Regions from separate parts of the Mus musculus genome. Here region 1 is linked to region 2. A link is a loop called in an ENCODE intact Hi-C map of the cell type or tissue named here. Cell type or tissue: gastrocnemius. All regions are shown on one strand.

Region 1 (5,000 bases), 57 kb before region 2:
GGTGTTTATAGCATTGGGGGTTGAAAATAGTTCATGCTAGGCAAGTCCTATAGCTTCAGCTTTCAGAGTTTCTCTGCTTTGTGTGTGACTGTGTGTGAGAGTGTATGTGAGAGTGAGTGTGTGTATGAAAGAGTGTGAGTGTGTGTGTGAAAGTGAGAGTGTGTGTGTGTGTATGAGAGTGTATGAGAGTGTGTGTATATGTGAGTGTTGTGAGAGTGTGTGTGTGTATGTGTGAGAGAGTGTGTGTGTGTGAGTGTGTAAGAGTATATGAGAGTGTATATGTGAGAGTTGTGAGAGTGTGTGTGTGTGAGAGAGAGAGAGAATGTGTGTGTGTGTGTGTGTGTGTGTGAGAGAGAGAGAGAGAGCTTGTTATAGGACAACCTGGAGAAGTCTGTTCTCTTCCATGGTGGGCTCTTTGTGACTGGAGGTTTTCAGGTTTGGTGTCAAGTACCTTTAAAATACTCTTAGGGATTGAATAACAAAATGTGTAATTTTGATGGAATTCCTAAGATATGTTATCATTCATTTAAATGTTTATTGAAACAGACACCATGCCTGTCTGTGAGGGGATTTTTGTTTTCTGTCTTTGTAAAACACAAGCTTTACCATTCTAAGACGCTCTTTTCATTTTTATGCATTTTAAAGCTTTTTGTAACATAAATTTCTAAGTGCTCAGGCCTGGTCCAGCTCTGACTTTTAGGATGCTGCTGCACCATATAGCTTAATATTACCCAGGCTAAGAGTTAGCTGTTGGTAACTGTGTCTCCTTACATGTGTACATATAAACCAACAGTTGCCTGTTTTTGTACAGTACCTTCACGAAAATGGGATCATACATCGGGACTTAAAGCCGGAGAATGTTCTTTTATCATCTCAGGAAGAGGATTGTCTAATCAAGGTGACAATGCTTAACCTCTCTGTGGCCACTTTTAATTTCTTATATTAAAAACAAATAAGAGTATTAAAAGGTTGAGAATCTCACTTCCCAATCTTACCAGTTATTGTTGAGACGGCCCAGTGTTCCACCTATCTAATGGGCAGTTACTGAACTCCAGAGCATACAAGCCACTTCTGTGTTCGGAGGGAGGGAAGAGGGTCTCAATGGACCATTGAGTCATGGAGTCCGCCTTTCCTCCTGAGCCTAGCTTCATTTTAGAATCTCCTGTTACAGTCCCAAGACAAAAAACAACAAGATGACCCCAAAACGTAAAACTTTAGGCTGACAACAGGTGCTTTCTTTCTCCCCGAGCTCTCCAGATGTCCCATAGTGTCGTGAGACTTAAGCGTTTTGGGTGCATCAATATTAGTGTCCTAATGTGTTTGTGGCAGGGGTCATAAAGTTTTTGTCAGATTATAATGATCATAGGTAAATTATTTCTCAGGTTCCAGGGATTTTCCTTTAAGCAAAATTTAATACATTACAAAGACGTGAAATTGTGTATTTAGGGTTAATGTCAGGTGTCTGTATGACAGATAATCCAGTTTTTGTGTCTCTTGGGATGATGGGCTATGATAATGTTTGGATTTCATTTGTTTTGTTTATGATTTTTAGATCACTGACTTTGGGCAGTCCAAGATCTTGGGGGAGACCTCCTTGATGAGAACCTTATGTGGTACGCCCACTTATCTGGCTCCTGAGGTTCTTGTCTCCAACGGGACTGCTGGGTACAGCCGCGCTGTGGACTGCTGGAGTTTAGGAGTTATTCTTTTCATCTGGTAGGAGACATTTTCATGGCTTCACAGTCTGGTTGGATGAGGTGGGACAAAAATGTCCCTGTGTCTGGGTAGAGGGCTTCTGTTTGACTCAGGTCATTTCTTTTTGAAGGTTGACTTAAGAAAAGCTGATTTTTTTTTTTTTTTTTTTGCCGGGCGGTGGTGGCTCACGCCTTTAATCCCAGCACTTGGGAGGCAGAGGCAGGCGGATTTCTGAGTTCGAGGCCAGCCTGGTCTACAAAGTGAGTTCCAGGACAGCCAGGGCTATACAGAGAAACCCTGTCTCAAAAAACCCAAAAATAAATAAATAAATAAATAAATAAATAAATAAATAAAGAAAGAAAGAAAGAAAGAAAGAAAGAAAGAAAGAAAGAAAAAAAGAAAAAAAGAAAAAAAGAAAAAAAGAAAGAAAGAAAAAAGCTGATTTTTCTCACTGCCGAGAAGAAGCCTGTGTATCCAATGCCACTGAGAATGCCGCTTGACTTTTTCCCTTTCTTTCTCTACCAACATTAAGCCTAAGTGGGTATCCACCTTTCTCTGAGCATAAGACCCAAGTGTCCCTGAAGGATCAGATCACCAGTGGAAAGTACAACTTTATTCCTGAAGTCTGGACAGATGTCTCAGAGGAGGGTATGGATACGGAAGGGTCACAGAGGTGTGGTTGACTGCCATGTGGGTGTCCTGTTGGTGGGAGTTTCTCCTCAGACTGCTGTTTTTCTCCCATCTGATCACTCCGCTGCTTTGCACCATTTGACAGGAAGAGGACATGATTAATAAGAGCCTGGGTTTCAGAGCCTGAGTGTTAGGTTCTAGGTCTGCTACTTGTCTGTTTTGTGCCCTTGAGCGAGTTGCTCAGTGTTTTTGAGTCTCTCTTTTTTTTATTTGTAAATAAGTGGTTAATAGCCCAGACATGAAAGGTTTTGTGTGAGGTTTTGTATAACAGAGTCAAGGGTCTGCTCCCTGTTCAAGTGTGCAGAAGCTTCTCAGGACCAACATTCTTCGAGTAGATAGAATGTTAGAGCTCAGTGTCAAAGGTTATCTCTGAGTTATAAGTTAAAAGTGCAACCTTGCACCTCCCAGGAGAAAAGTGTCTAGTCATATAACCTAGGTGATTGCATTAAATATCAGGGGTTTAAGGAAGAATATCGCTGCGTCATGGGGCATACAAGCCAGCCTTTGGCTGTTGCTTGCTTGTGAGGTAGGACTTTATTTTAACTTACTTATAAAGAGCCCCTCTCTGGTCTCTCACCATCAAGCAATGGGACTCAAGCGTTTCTGGCCCATCGTGAGAGTCTCTGAACTGGGTAGAAGTTCAGTTTAGATTTGCCTGAACTCGAGCACGACAAGGAACAGGAAGGGTTATGATGTCTGAGCAGAGAGAGATGGGTACATCCTCATTCTTCAGGTCCCGCTCTCCTGTGTTCAGAGAGGGAGGGGCTTAGAGGGCTTTCTCCATCCAATCAGCTTGTCCCATGCTGCTCTCTTCTCTGGCTGGCGGTCTGTAGTTCTGGCATAGTTTAATAATGCAGGTGGCATGTATTTATTCTATTTATTATGATTTCCCCAATTCTCTTGCTGCTGTAGCTCTGGACCTTGTCAAGAAACTGTTAGTTGTAGACCCAAAGGCTCGGCTTACCACAGAGGAGGCCTTAAATCATCCGTGGCTTCAGGTGGGTACGAGGCAGTTCCTTTTCGCCTAAAATTCAGGGAAAGTCCCACACTGCTTAGGTGAGGTGAGGCTGAGGGTCTCTGTGTCTTTGGGTTCATTATGTAAGTGTTTTCAATCAGGGTGTAGGTAAAGTGTATGTGCAATTGTTTTTAATCAGTACACACTCGCGTGTGGCAGAGGGAGAGAGGGGAGGGAGAGATGGGGGGCGGGAAATGGGAGAAGAGAGGGTAAATGAATATGTGTGTGTGTTGGGTGTCAGCTCTTTCCATGCAACTGTTGGCGTACTTCATGCTGGGTTCTGGTTCCATTTGCCCTGAGATTGCAGTGTGGCTGAAATTCCTCTGAGAGCTTTGTCTTCCTCAACTGCCAGCTGTCTCCCTTTTCTACCCCTCCTCTGCCTGGTGGATCAGACTGTGCTATGGTCCAGACATTTTTTTTTTTTTTTTTACTTTTAATCAAAAAACTGGGGCAGGTCCAGGAAGGCAGTGTCCCTGAGGGAACCCAGCCACTTCCTGAGCCATGTTTTAAAGGATGCCAGTCTTGTTCCCGGTGAACAAGCATGTCACCTGCACCCTTTGAGTGTGCATGACATCTCTGTTCACATGTCCCTGTTGCTTTGAGAGTTTTGTGCCAGGCTCACTCAAAGCCTGCTGCCAGTGTAAGAGCGTCTGTAACTCTGGGAGATTAATCGTTGGCTTGGAATTAATCAGCGAGAGCATCCTGCAGCTTCTCTTGTAGATGTCTGATTGTATTCTTCATCTTGGCTACACTTTCCTGTGAACATCCTTAGGCCTCTGTTTCCTGTGGGGCTGGGTGACATCACTAGGTGGCTGGAGCTTCCCCCCCCCAACTCCCCATCCCCCATCTGTGGTTCTCAGTTCTGGGAACACCTTGAAAAATCCCTGCTGTCCTTATGGGACTCTGGAAGATTGTCCCCTTTCTGTCTTGCAACCATCCACACCTAAGTTTTGGTCTGACTAGTTTAGGTAGAGAACGAGAAATCCTTAAAAGAAGGAGGGCAGCTGGACCTGAGGGGGATGTCTCCTCACCAGGTCCAGCACAAGATCTGATGGCCCAAGTTTCATCCCCAGACTCCACAAACTCCTGAAAGTTATCCTCTGATTCTACACACACACACATAAGATAAGTGAAAAATGCAATAAAATATTTTTTAAAAGGCGGAGGGTGAGGAGTGGTGGGGGGAAAGGGACAGATCTATGTGTTTGGGTTGTTGCCCTGGAAACACGATTCTCCTCGCAGAAGAAATCTGTCAGGTGACTTAATGTTTACTCGACCACACAGATCTGAAAGCAGCAAGGGCCTTAGAGACAAGGAGCCTGGAAACAAAGGTGTCTTTGCGGGTGGGGGTTTAACTCTGATGAAAAGAGAAGCCCTCCCTTTGGCTCTTTTCACATGCCTTAATAGGGCAGCTTCTGGAATCCAAACGGAGGCAGACACACTGCGTTGGCTTTCTGTGTTAGCTTTGGAAAAAAAAAAGCACGGGCTGGCCAGTTAGGCCTAGCAACAGGGTTTGTGTTTGCCTAAGATGCATGAGTCAGTGCAGCCCATTTTGCTTGAACTTCTTTTTTTTTTTTTTTTTTTTTTCCAAGACAGGGTT
Region 2 (5,000 bases):
ATTGTTGGGGGTTTGCAGTTTCAGAGGGTGAGTCCTTGGCCATGTAGCAGGAAGCATGGTGTCATGCCTATAGGCATGCTGCGGGAGCAGTAGCTGAGAGCTTATGTTTTGACTTATAAGCATGATACAGATATAAATAATGGAACATCCTGGTATGGATTTTTGAAACCTCAAAGCCCACCCCTATAGCCAGGAGCTTTTCTATCTGTCTTCTTTGTTTCCAGAATAATGACTCTGAGACTTATTTATTTATGAATTAATGCCCAGGCCGTAGGCTTTGGCTTATTCTCTGACTGGCTATGCCTGCCACATGGCTAGTTACCTCTCCTCAGTCACATTTGTCAGTGTTGTCCTAGTCCAGGCGAAATCTGCTCATGACTCTTTCCCAGAATTCCCCCCACCCCCTCTGCTGGATGTCCCACCTTCCAATCCTGCCATTCAGCTCTTTGTTGATAGGTGAATGCTTCTACACAGTGCACAAGAGAATATCCTGCATACCCCAGTGGTACACTTCCTCCTAATCTTTCCTAAACAGTTCTACCTCCTAGTGATCAAGCTCTCAAACATGTGAATGTACAGGGCCTATTCTTGCTTAAACCTAGTTAAAACTTATCTTGGTATTTTGTATTACTCTTATGAAAAATAAGTCATAGATAAAACATTGATACCTTAGTGTCATTGAATCTTTCTGCTCAAAATAGGATGGATATTTATACTCGGTTCAATTCAGTAGTAATAAATGATATTTCCACATAGATCTTGCATGTTTTTTAGAACTATATTCTTAGGCCACTTATCTTTGTTGACTTAATATTTGGACTCATTTTCTCCTTTTCATCTTCTAAATGGTCGTCATTTATGTGTCAAAAGTTCTTTGGCAGTTTAATGGCTTTAAAAACAAAACATTCCACTTTGAAACTTAATGTTCACTTTTAAAGCAATTGTTACTTATTATTTTGTTAAAATTTATTTTTATTCATTTGTGTGTGTGTTGTATGTATCTGTCTGTCTGTCTGTCTGTCTCTATATATGCTCATGTGTCTGGGAGTGCCCCAAGAGACCAGAATAAGGTGTTGGGTCCTTTCAAGCTACAAGTTTACAGGTGGTTGTGAGTCTTTTAGTGCGGTGCTGTGTGACTGAACTTGGGTCTTCTTCAGGAGCTTTTAACTGCTGAGCCACCTCTTCAGCTTCTCTTAAAGAATCTTTGATTATCTTTTGGACTAAGTTGATATACTCAAAGTTGTTATAAGTCCTGTATAAAAGCCCTGAAATACACTAAGAATCATATATCCCATACCCTGGCCCTTGTAGACACCATTCACAAATTGCAGAGTGCATTAGCCACTTGCGCCCCAGTGATATTTGTTTTTCTTGTCACTTAATTAACAACCATGGGGCATATTTCCATTAACATGTGAATTAGCATCTTGTTTCTCTCATATCTAAGGGCCTAACCAGGCCAGTTACAGCAGTCAGGTTTTTAGAGTGTCTCTTTTTTGAGATTATTTCATGTTGCTAGTAGTTCTTGGTCCAGTCAGCTGACAGTTATTTAAACAGGGGAAGTTTTGTACACAGAATTATGAAGCTGTTATATAATATGTCTCTGTAAGCTTAAATCAATTCTCTAGGGTATTCCAGAGCTTGGGGGGGGGGGGGAGAAGGAGAGGAAGAGGGGGAGGAGGGGGGAGTGAGAAAGGGCAGATGTGTGGAAATCTTGCACATATTTGTTTGCCTCTTCTGAAAAGATGGAGAAGCAATACATTGGATCCAGAGACATTTCTGGCAGGGTGAAAATGGTTTGTATTTGCTTGCAGAGTGCAAAGTAGCTCTCTGGAACATTAGTTAATAGAGAATAAATTGAAATCAAGGATACTTGACATGCAGGAGGCCTGGAGTGCACAGTGTCCACGTAGCTGTAGCTGTAGCTGTGGTGCTGAGAGTGACTCAGGAATCTGCAAAATGAGCTCAGCACCTGTCTGCAAAGGAGGCAGAGTGGTCCACACCTGCAGCTTCTAGCTCATGGAGGGCTCAGGAAGATGTCACCAGGCTCAGCTGCAGTTGAGAGTTTCTGGTCACTCTTAGTACTCACTTGGGCAAATTCCAGAGAGTGTCCTCAGTGTTATCGCCTGTCTAAGAGCTAGAGAGCTCTTTCATGGACCAGTCCTCCAGTGCCCTCTACTGAGAAAGAGCCATATCATGCTCATGGTAGCAAAATTTTAGTAATGCAGAAGAGGAGCTGAAGGCTGAATTCAGAGCTTTGAGGCAGTTAAACATTAATGAATGTATCTATTCTTCTGCTCCCCAGGTCTGACAGAGTCTAGCTTGCTTCTGGAGTCCTGAGTGCCCTGTCCTGTCATAGGAAGTCACACATATTCTTACAAAGTGCCGGTCTGTCCTTCAAGGGCTCGGCTCCTTTCTCCTTGATCTTAGTGATGGTTTATACAGGTTTTTTGTTTATGTCCTGTTCCAGGGTTATGATTTCTTGTCTTAGAGTTTGTATATGTTTCTCTGCCATGGATTTTGTTTTTTGTTTTGTTTTGTTTTTGTTTTTTGAAACAAGGTTTTCCTTTGTAGCCCTGGTTGTCCTAGAACTCAGTATGTAGACCTGGCTGGCCTTGAACACACAGAGATGCACCTCCTCCCTCTGTCTGCCAGGTGCTGTGATTGGAGGTGTGGGTACCACTGCCTGGCTATAGGTGTATTCATTTCTCTTTAAAAGATTCTGGGAGAGCTTGGCTTTCATCTGTTTGTGTTAGTTATAGAAACTGAAATTCTTGTCAGACTCCTCTGCTGTCGACTTGTAGCAATTCTTTCTGTGTATGGGTTCGTTTTCTGTAATTTTTATTATTTTCAGTTTACTGTGATCTAAAATATTACATGGAAATTCCAGGATCAATGAACGTATCGGTTTTAAACTGTATACTGTTCTGTTTGTCAGGTATTTATTTACACTAGGTGCTCTGTGTGCTGTGTGGTCACTTGGATACCAGGTATAGACCTATTCTCTGATTTCTGAGACAGTATCTGTGTTCCTGTCACCCTTCACCTGGCTTCATGATGTCCCAAGTGCAGGAGTGGCAGTGCTAATGATGTCACTCACTGCAGTGCCATCATTGTTCCTTGTTGTTATTGGCTATATTGCTATCATTGTTTTCTGGTGTTATTAGTTATTTTTGTTGCTTTTTCTTTCTTCCCCGAGATAGGGTTTTTCTCTGTAGGGTTGACTGTTGTGGAACATGCTCTGTAGACCAGACTGGTCTTGAACTTGGAGATATGCCTGCCTCTGCCTCTCTCTGCCGAGATTAAAAGTGTGTGCCTCTAAGCCTGGCACTGTTGTCTTAATGCACCTAATTTATAAATTAATCATAAGGAAATGTGCGTACAACTACTACAGTCTTACATCTTTTTGTGATCATAGTATTTTCTGAGTATTGCGCCATCAGGTGGTGCTGTCTTACAGCAACCTTCTGGAGTGTACACAAGCCTACATGTTGTAGTTCATCACTGCACAAAGACTTTTGATCAAGATAGGTGGTGAATGGGAGATGGGTGAGGTGGACACTTTACATTAAGCTTTTTTTATGTATAGAAAGTGTATGTATAGTAAGGTGTCAAAATTACAAAAACATGGGAAGCAGTAACAATTGTTTATTAAGATTTTCAGCATACGTGTCATGCATCGCGTTTCTTTCTTTTCTTTTATATGATCGGAAGCCCAGCAACCTTAAATCATCGTCTCCACAACAGTTGAATAATGCACTGCAGTGTTGAGATGACTGTTGTCACCAACGGGGAGGATTTCTCTGCTCCTTCATCGATGTCGGGGACTAGCATGCTTATGCTGCCAGTTGTTGGCTTTAAACAGGACTCACGTATAAGTGATACATGTTCAGCATTTGTTACTGTGTGCAGTTTCAGCATCTGCCGTTTCAGGATGTGCATCAGCTTAGAAAGTATCCATTGTGAATTAGGTGGCTACTCAAGTCCTTAGAGGGTTTGCACTTTGTACTTTAGGTCTCTGTCAATTTTATCAGATTGGTCTAGAGCAAGCCTTGTTGGTTTGAGAGTCAGAAAGACATAGTTTGATGCATTGAGGAGATAGCGCAGTCATTAAAGTCCTGTGCAACCATGAACACTCATGTAAGAAGCTGAATGTGGTGGAGATGCTTGTAATTCAGGTGCTGGGAGGTAGATCTAGTAGATCTCTGAGACTCACTCGCTCACAGCAGCCTAGCTGCTCCCAGTAAGAGCCTGCCTTAAAAACAGGATTGATGGTGCCTGAGGAGGAAGGACATCTCATATTGCCCTTGGCCTCTATGTGAACATTCGCTTGTATTGCACTCAGACCCACAGCAGGTTGGAAAATCTAGTTCCGCCACTTAACTGCAGCCATGGTGTGATGCTTGTTTGTAAACCTGGGTTCCTAAGACATGGAGTGAGGTACAGTGAGTGTTGTTTCCTTGCTGCAGGTGTGTGTTGGTGTAAGTAGCTGCAGCACCGGGCTTTCAGTTGATAAAGGAGAGTTCTGTGCTTCAGAAGAACGACATAATGTTTTGGTAGAGAATACATTGTGGAATGTCTAAACACACATTGGCATATGCACTGACTCATGCGCTGGCCATCTTCTGGTGATGAGTCGTACTCACATTTAGAAGCTATTATATTATATGTCCTGGTATGTGGTACGTATTTTACATTTGAACCACTCTTGTTTTCTCAGTCATCTGTATCTTATATTTTTTGATAGAATTTGTTTTTGAAATACTTAATTCTTTAAAAACTTTCTAAACATTGTGTGTGTGGGCCCCTGTGGGGTGTGTTTATTTGTGCTGTGTGTGTGTGGTGTAGTATAGTGTGTGTGTATATATGTGTGTGGTGTGTCTATCTGTGTTTTAAGTTGTGTGAGTGGGCATTTGTGTGTCTTTATGTGTGTGTGGTGTTTCTGTGTTGTATGTTGTGTGAGTGAGGTGTATGTTTGTGTGTCATCTGTGTGTGTGATG

What was found. A loop is a pair of places that touch in the nucleus more often than their neighbours do. Peaks named below come from ENCODE experiments on the same cell type or tissue, not always from the same donor. Only the 100,000 strongest peaks of a DNase experiment are listed, where the experiment ranks them.
Region 1: it touches region 2 in a loop (4-fold over the local background); 3 of 42 quality-filtered maps call a loop at or near these places.

What each region holds. Positions count from the first base shown.
Region 1 is chr5:110,864,711-110,869,710 of GRCm38, forward strand. It overlaps Chek2 (checkpoint kinase 2), which reads left to right. Exons shown (of 15, transcript NM_016681.4): 10 at 812-898; 11 at 1,553-1,716; 12 at 2,228-2,343; 13 at 3,298-3,383. Among named protein-coding and RNA genes, the nearest start is that of Ttc28, 13 kb to the right of the region's middle. In gastrocnemius, no CTCF peak of the experiment used is centred here; no DNase peak of the experiment used is centred here; H3K27ac peaks cover 1,327 bases.
Region 2 is chr5:110,921,392-110,926,391 of GRCm38, forward strand. The region is part of intron 2 of Ttc28 (tetratricopeptide repeat domain 28); the gene reads left to right. Among named protein-coding and RNA genes, the nearest start is that of Ttc28, 44 kb to the left of the region's middle. In gastrocnemius, CTCF peaks have their summits at 2,178 (motif pointing left) and 3,432; no DNase peak of the experiment used is centred here; H3K27ac peaks cover 223 bases.